Linked DNA regions of Homo sapiens: region 2 is linked to region 1. Evidence: chromatin contacts called from ENCODE Hi-C or POLR2A ChIA-PET data. All regions are on one chromosome and are shown on one strand. The core of a region is the stretch at or near the end of the contact, and the rest is flanking DNA. Distances in the headings are between cores, read along the strand shown. Region 1 holds the start of DCDC2 (doublecortin domain containing 2). Region 2 holds the start of KIAA0319.

Evidence for each region. Hi-C counts contacts between places; a loop is a spot of excess contacts on that map. ChIA-PET counts read pairs that join two places held with the same protein, here RNA polymerase II (POLR2A). Pooled maps may share reads with other maps.
Region 2: a loop to region 1 is called in a pooled map, with 2.2 times the contacts of the local background. The contact joins the promoter of KIAA0319 here to the promoter of DCDC2 in region 1. A Hi-C loop is called at or near these places in 1 of 50 pooled maps. POLR2A ChIA-PET finds 5 or more read pairs at or near these places in 2 of 52 experiments (WTC11 and activated naive CD4-positive, alpha-beta T cell).

What each region holds. Positions count from the first base shown.
Region 1 is chr6:24,356,721-24,363,186 of GRCh38, forward strand. It overlaps DCDC2 (doublecortin domain containing 2), which reads right to left and starts at 1,339. Exons shown (of 10, transcript NM_016356.5): 1 at 738-1,339. The coding sequence starts at 1,030. KAAG1 (kidney associated DCDC2 antisense RNA 1) reads left to right here and starts at 183. Exons shown (of 1, transcript NR_174942.1): 1 at 183-1,565. RefSeq lists enhancers at 3,064-3,652, 3,486-3,575 and a silencer at 3,196-3,345.
Region 2 is chr6:24,642,207-24,649,253 of GRCh38, forward strand. It overlaps KIAA0319, which reads right to left and starts at 3,985. Exons shown (of 21, transcript NM_014809.4): 1 at 3,530-3,985. RefSeq lists a silencer at 3,830-4,039.

The DNA of each region.
Region 1 (6,466 bases), core at 89-2,588:
CTAAAGACAAGGAATCATGCCTTGCTCATCTTTGTTCCCTGAACTGACGGTTTCTTAATTCACTGAACACTCACTATGAGTGAGCTCAAGAGCTGGGAATAAGGACCCCTGCCCTTGAAGGTCTAATCACGTTGCTGGAGACAGACAGTCGACAAATACAGTCAGCCAGTAAACTCTTCCTGCATTATGCTAACAGCATAAACATGCAGGGGGTGGGAGCAGGGTCACAAAAGTGAGTGTTGTCAATTCTACTTGGAATGAAAGGTTGAAATAATTTAAACAGTACGGGAAATGCAGAGCAATTTTCTCCTCTGGTGACAATATAGTGTCCAACACTTGGAAGTGATTTTTAAGAATGTTTATTTAAATTAAAAGGATGGATTTCCAAGGAAAAAAAATAAGGAAAAGGAAAGAAAAAACTGAACAGAAAACGCAAAAGTATCAGTTTGGTCACTAACCTTTGCAAGGATACCTTTTTATTTTCTTTAAGATTCCTGTTGTTTATACACAGATTTTAAGTTTACTCCTACTGCTGACCCAAGTGAAATTCCTTCTCCAGTCACAGTGTCAACCTCTACCCCCCAACTGCAACGAGAGTTTTGAGGGGCATCAATCACACCGAGAAGTCACAGCCCCTCAACCACTGAGGTGTGGGGGGGTAGGGATCTGCATTTCTTCATATCAACCCCACACTATAGGGCACCTAAATGGGTGGGCGGTGGGGGAGACCGACTCACTTGAGTTTCTTGAAGGCTTCCTGGCCTCCAGCCACGTAATTGCCCCCGCTCTGGATCTGGTCTAGCTTCCGGATTCGGTGGCCAGTCCGCGGGGTGTAGATGTTCCTGACGGCCCCAAAGGGTGCCTGAACGCCGCCGGTCACCTCCTTCAGGAAGACTTCGAAGCTGGACACCTTCTTCTCATGGATGACGACGCGGCGCCCCGCGTAGAAGGGGTCCCCGTTGCGGTACACAAGCACGCTCTTCACGACGGGCTGAGACAGGTGGCTGGACCTGGCGCTGCTGCCGCTCATCTTCCCCGCTGGCCGCCGCCTCAGCTCGCTGCTTCGCGTCGGGAGGCACCTCCGCTGTCCCAGCGGCCTCACCGCACCCAGGGCGCGGGATCGCCTCCTGAAACGAACGAGAAACTGACGAATCCACAGGTGAAAGAGAAGTAACGGCCGTGCGCCTAGGCGTCCACCCAGAGGAGACACTAGGAGCTTGCAGGACTCGGAGTAGACGCTCAAGTTTTTCACCGTGGCGTGCACAGCCAATCAGGACCCGCAGTGCGCGCACCACACCAGGTTCACCTGCTACGGGCAGAATCAAGGTGGACAGCTTCTGAGCAGGAGCCGGAAACGCGCGGGGCCTTCAAACAGGCACGCCTAGTGAGGGCAGGAGAGAGGAGGACGCACACACACACACACACACAAATATGGTGAAACCCAATTTCTTACATCATATCTGTGCTACCCTTTCCAAACAGCCTAATTTTTCTTTTCTCTCTTCTTGCACCTTTACCCCTCAATCTCCTGCTTGCTCCCAAATTAAAGCAATTAAGTTCCTGGATGTAGTTGCCCAGGTTTTTCTTTGCTGGAAGATAAATGTGCAAAGCCAGATGCGGTGGCTTACGCCTGCAAATTCCAGTACTTTGAGGGGCCCAGGCGGGAGGGCTGCCTAAGACCAGGAGTTCTAGACCAGCCTGGGAAACACAGGGAAAGCCCCCGTCTCTATAACGCGCCTGTGATCCCCTGAGGCAAGGAGTTTGAGACCAGCCTGACCCGGTCTCTACAATTAAAAAAAAAAAAAAAAAAAAAAAGTAGGTGGGCAGGGTATTCGCCTGTGGACCCAGCTATCTCGGAGGCTGAGGCGGGAGGATTGTTTGAGCCCAGGAGGTCGAGGCTGCAGTAACCTATGATTTTGCCACTGCACTCCAGCCTGGGCGACACAGCAAGACCCTGTCTTAGAAAATAAAATATATATTTTTTTTATATATATATTTTATATATTTTATTTTATATATATTTTATTTATTTATTTATATATTATATATTTTTATATATAATATATAAAATATATATTTTATATATTATATATAAATATATATATTATATTTATATATATATTTATATATTATATATAATATATATAATATATATGTATTATATATATTTATATATATAATATATTATATATTATATATATTATATATTATATATTTTATATATTATATATTATATATTATATATTATATATTTTATACATTATATATTATATATTATATATTTTATATATTATATATTTTATATTTTATATTTTATATATATTATATATTTTATATATCATATATATTATATATCATATATTTTTATATATTATATATTTTATATATTATATATTATATATATTATATATTTTATATATATTATATATTTTATATATTTTATATATTTTATATATATTTTATATATTTTATATATTATATATATTTTATATATTATATATTTTATATATTTTATATATTTTATATATTATATATAATATATATTTTATATTTTATATATATTATATATTTTATATTTTTTATATATATTATATATTTTATATTTTTATATATATTATATATTATATATATTTTATGTATATTATATATTATATATATTTTATATATTATATATTATATATATTTTATATATTATATATTATATATATTTATATATACTATATAGTATATATATTTATATATACTATATAATATATATTTTATATATAATATATTATATATATTTTATATATTATATATATTTTATATATATTTTTTATATATTTTATATATATTATATATTTTTATATATATATTTTATATATATTATATATATTCAGAGAGAGAAAGAGAGAATCCGGGTACCGTGACTCATGCCTGTAACCCCAGCACTTTGGGAAACTGAGGCAGGAGGCTCACTTGAGCCCGGGAGTTTGAGACCAACCTGAGCAGCACAGCAAGACCCCATCCCGGAAGGAGGGAGGGAAGGAAGGAAGGGAAAAATAACATTTAAGTGAATGAATGAATGAATGAGAAACAGAGCGAAGACTCGCGTGTCTAGGACCCCTAACCCCCTCCCCGATGATCAGCGCCGCCTGGCGGCGAAGCTCGGGTGCGCATCACGTGAAGACAGCAGGCAGCGCGCAAGCGGGGCCCTGGTTGGGGAGGCGGGCCCAGGAGGTGCCCTCCGCCGTAGTACCTACCGACACTCGCGTGCTGGAGAGGGGAGGGGAGCTCGGGCGCCGGCCGCGCGGGGGCGGGGCGGTGCGGCTCGGGTGGCACAGTGGTGAACTCTGCGGCGGCTGCGCGCCGCTCACGCTGTTCCTCCAGCTGCTGTTACCTCTGCGGGCCTCTCTCACCCAAGGGGAACGGAGTTGTTATTTCCCGCTGTTTCCATAGCAACCGCAGCCTCGCGCGGGGAGCGAGTCAGTGAACCAGGCCTGGCTTGCGCCTGGCTCCTTGGGATATGCTGGCTGCGTGGGGCAGAGGCGGAAGAACAGGGGTTTGGAGGAAGAGGGAGAAACAGGTGACATGATCATGCGCTCATTCATCATGCGCTCATTCAGTAAATGGACGCCTGCTGTGTGCAAGGCCCTGTGCTAGTTGGGGCCACGGCGGTGAAAAGGAAAACCTACAAAATTTTGAGTGCCTACCCTGTGCCAAGCTTTACGCCAGGGAAAGGATTTTTTCACTGCCGCAAGAAGGCTAAATGTCTGACTGGCTGTCCAAGAGCCCACATCTGTGCTATTTGTGTAGATTGTTAGCTCTGTCTGAGGAATAACAGGGAGAGGAGTTGTGAGAATAGTAACAGCCCCAGTAAAGAGTCGCTTTGTCCAGTCCAGTCTGGGACATACATATTGTGGCACCAGGAAAATGTTTAAAGAGTTGAAATTTTGCAGCTCATCTCTGCCAGTGTTTCCTTCATTCCTCCTAAGACTTTTCTACCATGTGTCATGTCCAAATTACTGGGTGTTCCTAACTCATCATGTACGAATAAAAAGAACTGCCATTAATTGAACACTATAACCATGGACCAGGCATTATGTAAGGCACTTTATGTAGATTATCTAATATTCACAATAACCTTCAGAGGTAAATATTATTCTTTCCTCAGATGAGGAAACTGAAGGGTAGAGAAATCAAAGACATTTACCTCAGGTCACACACACAGGAATTCAAACCCATTCTAAGGATTAGAAAACGAAAGAGAGAGAGAGAGTTCAAACCCAGTTCTGTCTTATTCCACAAGCTCCATAACCAGTCATATCACTGTGAAAGATGAATGTGTGGGACATTGCAATCTGGAGAGAAACTTTTTTTTTCCTTCGAGATTTCTGTTCTGAAGAAATATTTTTATTAAAGCCATGTAATACATTAATGCTTTGAAAGTTAACAGTTTTCAAACGCAGGAACAAAAAACCAAATACCCGCATGTTCTCACATATAAGTAGGAGTTAAATGAGGAGAACTCACGGACACAAAGAAGGGAACAACAGATACTGGGGCCTACTTGAGGGTGGAGCGTGGGAGGAGGGAGAGGAGCAGAAAAAATAACTGTTGAGTATCAGGCTTAGTACCTGGGTGATGAAATAATCTGTACAACAAACCTCCGTGACACGAGTTACCTATATAACAAATCTGCACATGTACCCCTGAACCTAAAATGAAAGTTAAAAAAAAAAAAAGTTAACAAATTTCAAAAGAAGGCCAAAGAGAACAATACAGGGAGGAAATAGACAAGGGAAATTTTGTGAGCTGCTTGTGGAGAATGCACAGGTTGAGGGATGGATGGGGAAAATACCTGTGAAAATGTGCTACCACATAGGTGAGTAAGACAGAATACTTGTTATGTGGAAATGGAAGGCAATCAATTAAGTAGCCCCCTCCCCAAACAACCTAAAATTCCCTATCATCTATATTAGCCCAGTGTAAAATGAAAATGTGGCCTCTTATTCAAAAATTAAGAATTTTATGTTAGCAACAGCAGAGCATTAAACCAATCATGGGGTCCTTCTTGATGTGGGGACCCTGACGCCAGCCCATGAAGCTGCCCGCATCAAGTCTATGCCTCCCACTGCGGTATCTCCAACCCGGATGTGTCTCCTGAGCTTAGATTCATTTATCCAGATGTCTCTTGGATATGATGTGGTGATAAGTGTTTAACTGCTGGCTTTTAGGAGGGAAGAGAAGGCCTTAATTCATAGCATTTGCCAATCTCTGTAGTTTACTCCAAATATGGCCAATTTCCAGATGCCAGTCTAACATCACTGAAGCCATGAAATGTGCAGTAGCAAGTCATTGTATGGTATTTCCACCATGCAGGCACAGCAGACTTGTGTAACTTTAAGAGCACAGATAGTAGTAAAATGTAGATGGAGATGAGTTTTGAGTATTTATTATCTTTGTTTTCAATGTAATTTATTTAATTGTATATTTATACAATTATTTTTTATTTAATTGCATATTTATACAATTTTTATTTAATTGTATATTTATACAATTATTTTTTATTTAATTGTATGTTTATACAATTATTTTTTATTTAATTGTATGTTGATACAATTATTTTTTATTTAATTGTATGTTGATACAATTATTTTTTATTTAATTGTATGTTTATACAATTATTTTTTATTTAATTGTATATTTATACAATTATTTTTTATTTAATTGTATATTTATACAATTATTTTTTATTTAATTGTATATTTATACAATTTTTTTATTTAATTGTATATTTATACAATTATTTTTTATTTAATTGTATATTTATACAATTATTTTTTATTTAATCGTATATTTATAAAATTACTTTTTAACAATGCCCATGTTTACAATTCCTGAGAATTTAACAGTTGCCTCACACGCCAGAACAAGGCAGTTCCAGGCACACAATTCTCCTGACAGCTTCTCTAGACCATCTAAAAGGCAGCCTAGACTCGAAACGTTCACGGGATCTCAAGTTTTCCTCAAAATCACTTTTCCTATGTTTCCTGTCTCCACAAATGGACCCTCATCTACTCATTTGCTCAAAGCTAGAACATATACATTTCTCTTCTTCACAGAACACATTTAACTGTGGCAGAGGAACAACAAAAACAGTCAGATATTTGCAATCTCTCTCCCTGCTCCAGATGCTTGCTGAATTGGTTTTGGAGCTCTTCTCTCTTGTGCAAAGTCCGAACACTGAGCAAAGTGAGAAGGCTTTAAGAAGCCAGAAAGGTTAGATAAACCCTGATCACGAAGAGCTGAGGTAGAATGAGGAGCGGAATGCTAAGGAATGAGGAGCTTCAGATGGATGCAAGGGAATGTTTGAGAACACACATAGGAAAGGAGGGGAGAGTTTTTGTATTTTAGCTTCTTCCTAAGTATATGAAAGGCATTGAGAATGAGAGAGATGGCCAAAGAAGATTCTTAAAGAAGTGTT
Region 2 (7,047 bases), core at 2,735-5,234, 290 kb after region 1:
AAGGAAAGGAAGGAAGGAAAGAAAGAGAAAGAAAAAAAGAAAAGAAAGAAAGGGAAGGAAGGAAGGAGAGAGAGAAAGAAAGAAAGAAGAAAAGAAAAGAAAGACATTTTAAAGGGTTATTTTGAAAAAATTTTGAAGGTAACTCTGTTACAATGATTACAAGACAGTGCAGCTACACATCATGTACTTCATCTTAATGATGAAAACAAAAGATGGTAAGGTATGCTGACATAATCACAATCTTAGAATAACAGAACAGGATTGTGATCCTGGGAAGGGACAGCCCATACTTCCCCATCATCACATGAATAAACATCCTATCAACTGTAATGCTTAAAATGTATGGGTGTTATGGGTGGCAACGCTGGAGTTAATTTACCCTCCATGCTTATATTCTGATGCTTAATAGCATGGAATGACCCCAACTTTGAAAATTCATTTTTAGGCCTGAATTATCCTCTTATTCAAGCTACATTGCTTAAATTAAATAGATGCTTACTATAATCCTTTGCTGCATTTTTTTTTTTTTTGAATTAGAGTCTTGCTCTGTGGCCCAGGCTGGAGTGCAGTGAGGCAATCTGGGCTCACCGCAACCTCCGCCTCCCGGAGTTCAAGTGATTCGCCTGCCTCAGCTGGGATTACAGGCGCCCACCACTATGCCTGGCTAATTTTTGTATTTTTAGTAGAGATGGGGTTTCACCATGTTGGCCAGGCTGGTCTCGAACTCCTGACCTCAGGTGATCCGTCCATTTCGGACTCCCAAAGTGCTGGGATTATAGGCATGAGCCACCGCGTTCCCAGCCTCCTTTGCTTTTTTGAACTTAAGGAAAAGAATGACCAGCAAGTTGGCAGGCAGGATAATTCTACAATATTATTTAGAAGGAAAAATAACTAAAACTTGAACACTATTATCTTTACCTACTGGTGTCATTTAAGCAGCTCTACTTTAAAACTTAAACACCTACTGTTAAAAGACCCTGCAAAATGATGATGCCAGATGTTACTCTGGCTCAACCATTTTTATTGTTTAATACAAATAAATGAGAAAATATTTTCTTATTATTGAATTCACATGAATAGTGTCTAAAGGTACAGATTTTTAAAGACAAATAGAAAAATAACCTACACTATTCGGGTAATGGGTACACTAAAAGCCCAGACTTTGACACTACACAATATATCCACATAACAAAACTGCACTTGTACACTCTAAATCTATAAAAAAAATTTTAAAAACAAATAGAAAAATAACCTACCAATTATTCTAGGCCTACTAAAGCAAAGCTCCTTCCTTGGGGGTATTAAGCTACCAGAATATTAAATTGACATGATTTTATGATTTTGATTATTATATTTATTATTGTTGCTGTTATAAAGGTGCTGCAAGGAAAAATTTATGCATTTTATGATGATTTGATATCATAAATCAGAACAAGCTTTGGACATGTCAAAATAAATCTATTTTTTAGTACCAAATTATTTTTAAGGTATGAAAAATATTTCCTGAAAAAGAACACATCTCAAAAATAACAACACTTATTGAAGCGTTACTATTAAAACATGCCAGGCAATGAGCAAAGATCTCTTAAACATATTATTGTATTTAATTCTTACAGGAATTTCGTTAAGTAGGTCCCATTGTTATCTCTATTTTACAGGTGAGGAAACTGAGCCTTAGAGGGTTTAGAGAATTTGCCAAATGTGAGACAGCCACTAAGTGGCAGAGCCACGCCCAAACCCACACCCTCTGACCTGGCAATCTGCAGCACTCCGTTCCAGAAACGGGCATACCTGGCTCTACATACAGCAGTGCCTCAATAACATAGTTTCATTCAACGTTGGTGACAAAAAAATTCCTGGCCAGGGCCACTGTCTATGTGGAGTCTGCTCATTCTCCTCATGTCTGCGTGGGTTTTCTCTGGGCTTCGGTTTCCTTCACATCCCAAAGCTGTGCATATGTCTACATGGTCCCCGTCTGAGTGAGTGGGTGTGTCTGTGAAAGTGCACCCTGTGATGGGATAGCTTCCTGGACAGGGGAGAGGGGGGGGTTCCCACTCTGAACCAGGGAGACTCTGGCTACCCATGACCTTGAACTGTAATAATTGGGTAAATAATGATCTTGTTTTTACTAATCCTTCTTAACTGTATGTATAGATCCCATTTATTTCTATGTTTAATATTAGAAGTGTTGTGGTCTTTATTTAGAAGTTTGGTGATTTTTTTATGACCAGAAATATGCTGTAGGAACTTAACTCTTGTTTATATCAATTAGCCTGTGGTAAAATTGGTTTCCTTATACCTCGTTGTGCTTAAAGGTTCACAGTTTCCAAGAACGTATCAAGAATGTTAAGTGAGGACTTACTGTATTTATTTAAAGAGAATGCTTCCTATCTATTGGCTAGGGAAAAAAAAAAAGTCAAGAAAATTTAACAGCAACTCTATTCTTTTACATTCATACATTACCAAAGCTCTCTTTTGGCTATTTTTAATTCATAAAGATTTTGGCTGAATTATTTTCATTATTTCGAAACAAAAATTAAGTTCTTGCCTCGGCATTTTGCATTACAAATGCAAATGCATTACAAATGGTTAATACAAATAAATCAGAGTACTTAGGTAATATGTTTACATTTCCCTTTTTCAAATTACAGAGGAATTCACCTTTCTCTGTGACTCCTACGTCTATAACTGAACTGACACCTCCAGTTTTCCTCATCTGAATTAAAAATAATACTAAAAAAAGCACAAAATAAAAGTTTAGATTTGGCATAACTTTAGTAGTCTCTACAATTGTGGTCTTCTTATAATAAATTGAAGCATTTGGAAAGTGAGCATGTATTTCAGGAATAAAGAAATAAATACCAACATTTACTTCCAAAATTCTTGTGTGTGGGGGGGAACATTGTCTACAATTTATTTTTTCTGTTACTATCAAAAACATCATTCAACTTTTCAATTCAAGCAGTGGAAAAAATACTAACATTTCACCGACAAACAAAAATGTTTTGATGAACAAACCAGCAATAAAAGTGCACATGAGTATGTATATCATATTTTTCCTCCTTGTATTTAATTAACAAATGACCTTAAGATGATAACTCTCAAAATTTCAGGTTTATCCTCCCGATTAATTTGTGACATTCCTTGGAGGGAATTCAAAGGGAAGAAGAGAAAGATTTTAAGCTTCAGGTTATGGTAAGGAACAGAGACAAAATGCATTTAGCAAATAATAGGAAAGATCACATAAATAGTTCTGAATGAAGTTTAAAGAAAACGATTCCTTACTTCTAAAAAAATGCAATTCGTGAGGTTGGGAAAAGACACTCAAATTTCCCCGACTCCACCCTACTAGTCAACAATCAGTGCAGCAATCAAAAAATGCCCTTTCCTGAATGCCCAGAAGAATCTTAAGAAACTCACCTTCTGAACTCAGGGCGTCTCGATTCTACTTTTGTTGGGTATTGGCCTGCCTACTGGCTGCCCTCTTTCCTATTTCTCGGCCAGGCGCTCTGGGAAGTAGATACCGTACCTGTGGTCACTGCTGGCGACACTGAAGCTCGCCCCATGCGTTGCTGCTGGCCCTGAGCATCACTCGCCGTCCCACTTGTTCCTCCTCGTCGTCATCGCAGGTCTTACACACACACACACACACACACACACACACACACACACACACACACACGTTCACACCCTCGCGCGCGCACCTGCTGTTAAGAGGTACAGCCCCACCCCAGCAAAATCCTCGCTTCCTCTTCCCCGGGACGTAGCCCCAGAGGAGCGAATCTGGACCAAGCCCAAGACAGGCTGAAGCTACTGCTGCGCTCTCACCTCCGGCAGTGACAGCGAGCGCCGCCGCCGCTCTGCGCGGGGCCAGCCAGGCCCGCCGAGGGCAGCACAGGTGGAGCAAGGTTGCACCCCCGGGGGATCCCCGCCCACCGCCCGCGGCAGCTTCTGCAGGCTCGGGGAAAGCGCGCGCCAGTGATTCAGCGCCTTTCCGCCGCCGCGGTTACCACGGCGACGCGCGCGCACGCGCACACACGCCCTCAGGGATGTGGGGCGCGGCAGCCGCCCCTGCCCAGCTCCCCTGCTCAGCTCCCCTGCTCAGCTCCCCGGTTGCGCTCTAAGTACCCGCACCGGGGCGACACACTCCCACCCCGCAGGGGACCAAGCAAAAGTCTTTCGTGAACCTGAGCGGCCTTCATACCCTACCTGCTTTCCTTCACCAAGCCCTTCCCTGTCACCGTGGCCCTAAACAGTCTGGGGGATGAACACTCCTTCCAAATAAACACCCGGGCCAGGGTGGCTCAAGGGAGCCGTGGGTGCACTGCCTGGGTCAAACACCCTTCGCGAATGTGTCCCCCAGCTTGTCCCCAGCTTGTGTCACCCCAGCTACACAAGTTCCATTCTTCCAGTGGGAGTCTCTTTGGCCCCTACTCTGTAATTATCTTTCTATTTTGAGCAGGTGCTTTCTGACTGAGACTGGGAACCTGTGCTAGGAGGGGCTCCCATCACCTCCAGGCCTTGCAGGTTAACTGGATGCCCAGTATAGTTTGACATTTGCATCTTGAGGAACGTGATAATCTAAACCACAGAAAACTTGGGTGGAAGACTCTTGCATTTTTACTGTTTTAATAAAGATGCGAAAGCATCTAGGGATAATATCATGAGCAGAAAAGGTAGCCAGGGCATTCCTCGCACATCTCATTACTAGGAGGTATAAGTGCAGTGCTTAGGGCTGAGTCACACACTGTTGATGAATAAGCTTCTTGGCTACTCGTATTTACCGAAGAGCCTCAGACAAGTTACCTAATCTAGATAAACCTGTTTCCTCAATTATAAAATGAAGATAATAGCATTCATATAGGATGATTCTGGGAATCAAATAAGATAATGCACATTTAAAGAGTAAAAACCAGCTGGGTGCGGTGGCTCACGCCTGTAATCCTAGCACTTTGGCAGGCCGAGGCGGGCGGATCACGAGGTCAGGAGATCGAGACCATTCTGGCTAACACGGTGAAACCCCCGTCTCTACTAAAAATACAAAAAATTAACCGGGAGTGGTGGCCCGCGCCTGTAGTTCCAGCTACTTGAGAGGCTGAGGCAGGAGAATCGCTTGAATCCAGGAGGCGGAGGTTGCAGTGAGCCGAGATCGTGCCACTGCACTCCAGCCTGGGCGACAGAGCAAGACTCCGTCTCAAAATAAATAAATAAATAAATAAATAAATAAATAAATAAATAAATAAATAAATAAAAACTAAAGAGTAAAAACCTGTCCAGGACTCAAAGAGTGAAAATCAGCTTGGACTTGGAAAAGTTAGTACTGCCAATGATCAATGATCAGGCTGAGAGGACAAAGTCAGAAGCAAAATTAACAGGCAATGTTGTTTCCTCTGAAGTCACGCAGCAGGTACAAAACAACACAACTCCTTGTGTTCCATTTTTGAATGACTACTACTTTCTACCTTTGCTTTACTATTCCCATCCATAACTGGGGATACCCAATTGCTAAACTCCCTTCACCTCCTGACAGCACCCAATCCCTCATTAATCCCCCTTTCTCTCAATCTGCCTCAGAAACAGCAACCAACTGGATCCCAGCTCTGATTCCAAGACTCTCCCTGGAATCCTTTAATAGGAAGCCAAATCTTTACAAAAGACACTTCCTCCTTTCTGTGCTCACATGGCATTCCACAGGTACTCTTTCAATGCATCAAGCCAATGAATCTGATTTTGTCCCCAACGATCCTTGGCTGATTAGCCTTTAAAGAAACATATTTTTAGCACATACACACACACACAGGCTTAGCCCAGAATGTTTAACTATACCATCTTTTTAACTCAGAGACACTGTAATGAATATCTATTTTCATTTTTAATGAATATATCTATTTTGGTATTGTATGAAAATGTTAGTCTCCTTCTTTAGGACACAGATGTGAGGCTACTACCTTTCACTTCTTTTCAGCATTCAGTGGACATCCATTGAGCTCCTACTATATGCCAGACACTGCAAGAGGTAGTAAGGATAAAATGATGTATCCTTAGTATAATTAACTTTGTCTGCTCTTGCTTATGCTTTTGGTTGGGACATTTGTACAATAAAAGATAACTTATTTTGAGGGTGGGTAAAACTGAGGTTTAGGAAGGTTAAAGTACATTCCACATCAGTGGTAAAAATGGTGCTTAGCGTAATGACAGTGCTGCCTCATTGAAATACAAGACTTTAGGCCACGTACAGTGGCTCATGCCTATAATCCCAGCACTTTGTGGGCGAGGCAGGAGGATTGAGTGAGCCCCGGAGTTCGAGGCCAGCCTGGGCAACATAGCAAGATCCTCTCTGTACAAAAAACAAAAACAAATAAAAAGTAGCTGGGTGTGTGGTGCACACCTGTAATCCCAGCTACCCAAGAGTCTGAGGCTAGAGGATCACTTGTGCCCAGGAGGTTGAGACTGAAAAAAAAAAAAAAAAAAACCCAGAAGATTCTATGTTGGAATTTCACTAAGCAGGAAGGTAAGGCAAGCAAAGCTACTACACTGGAAAAACTTTGAAAAATTCCAAGTAAAAAACTCAAGATATAGCAAATTAGTAGGTTAATTCATTGATAACTATTGCTCATGAAAGCAGACTAAAAGTGGTTTTTTTTGAGACAGTCTTGCTCTGTCGCCCAGGCTGGAGTGCAGTGGCACGATCTCGGCTTACTGCAACCTCCGCCTCCCAGGGTCAAGTGATTCTCCTGCCTCAGCCTCCTGAGTAGCTTGGATTACAGGCACGTGTCACCACGCCTGGCTAATTTTTGTATTTTTAGTAGAGATGGGGTTTCACCATGTTGGCTAGACGAGTCTTGAACTTCTGACCTCAGGTGATCCACCTGCCTCGGCCTCCCAAAGTGCTGGGATTACAGGCATGAGCCACTGCACCCAGCCGATAATCCTTTATTTAATCTAGTATACTACACTGTATTTTTTTTTTAAGAATTTAGACTTTCACCCATCTATGTTTTGCAATGTGATCTGAAGTTCTAACTTAGCTCTTCTAAATGAAAGCAA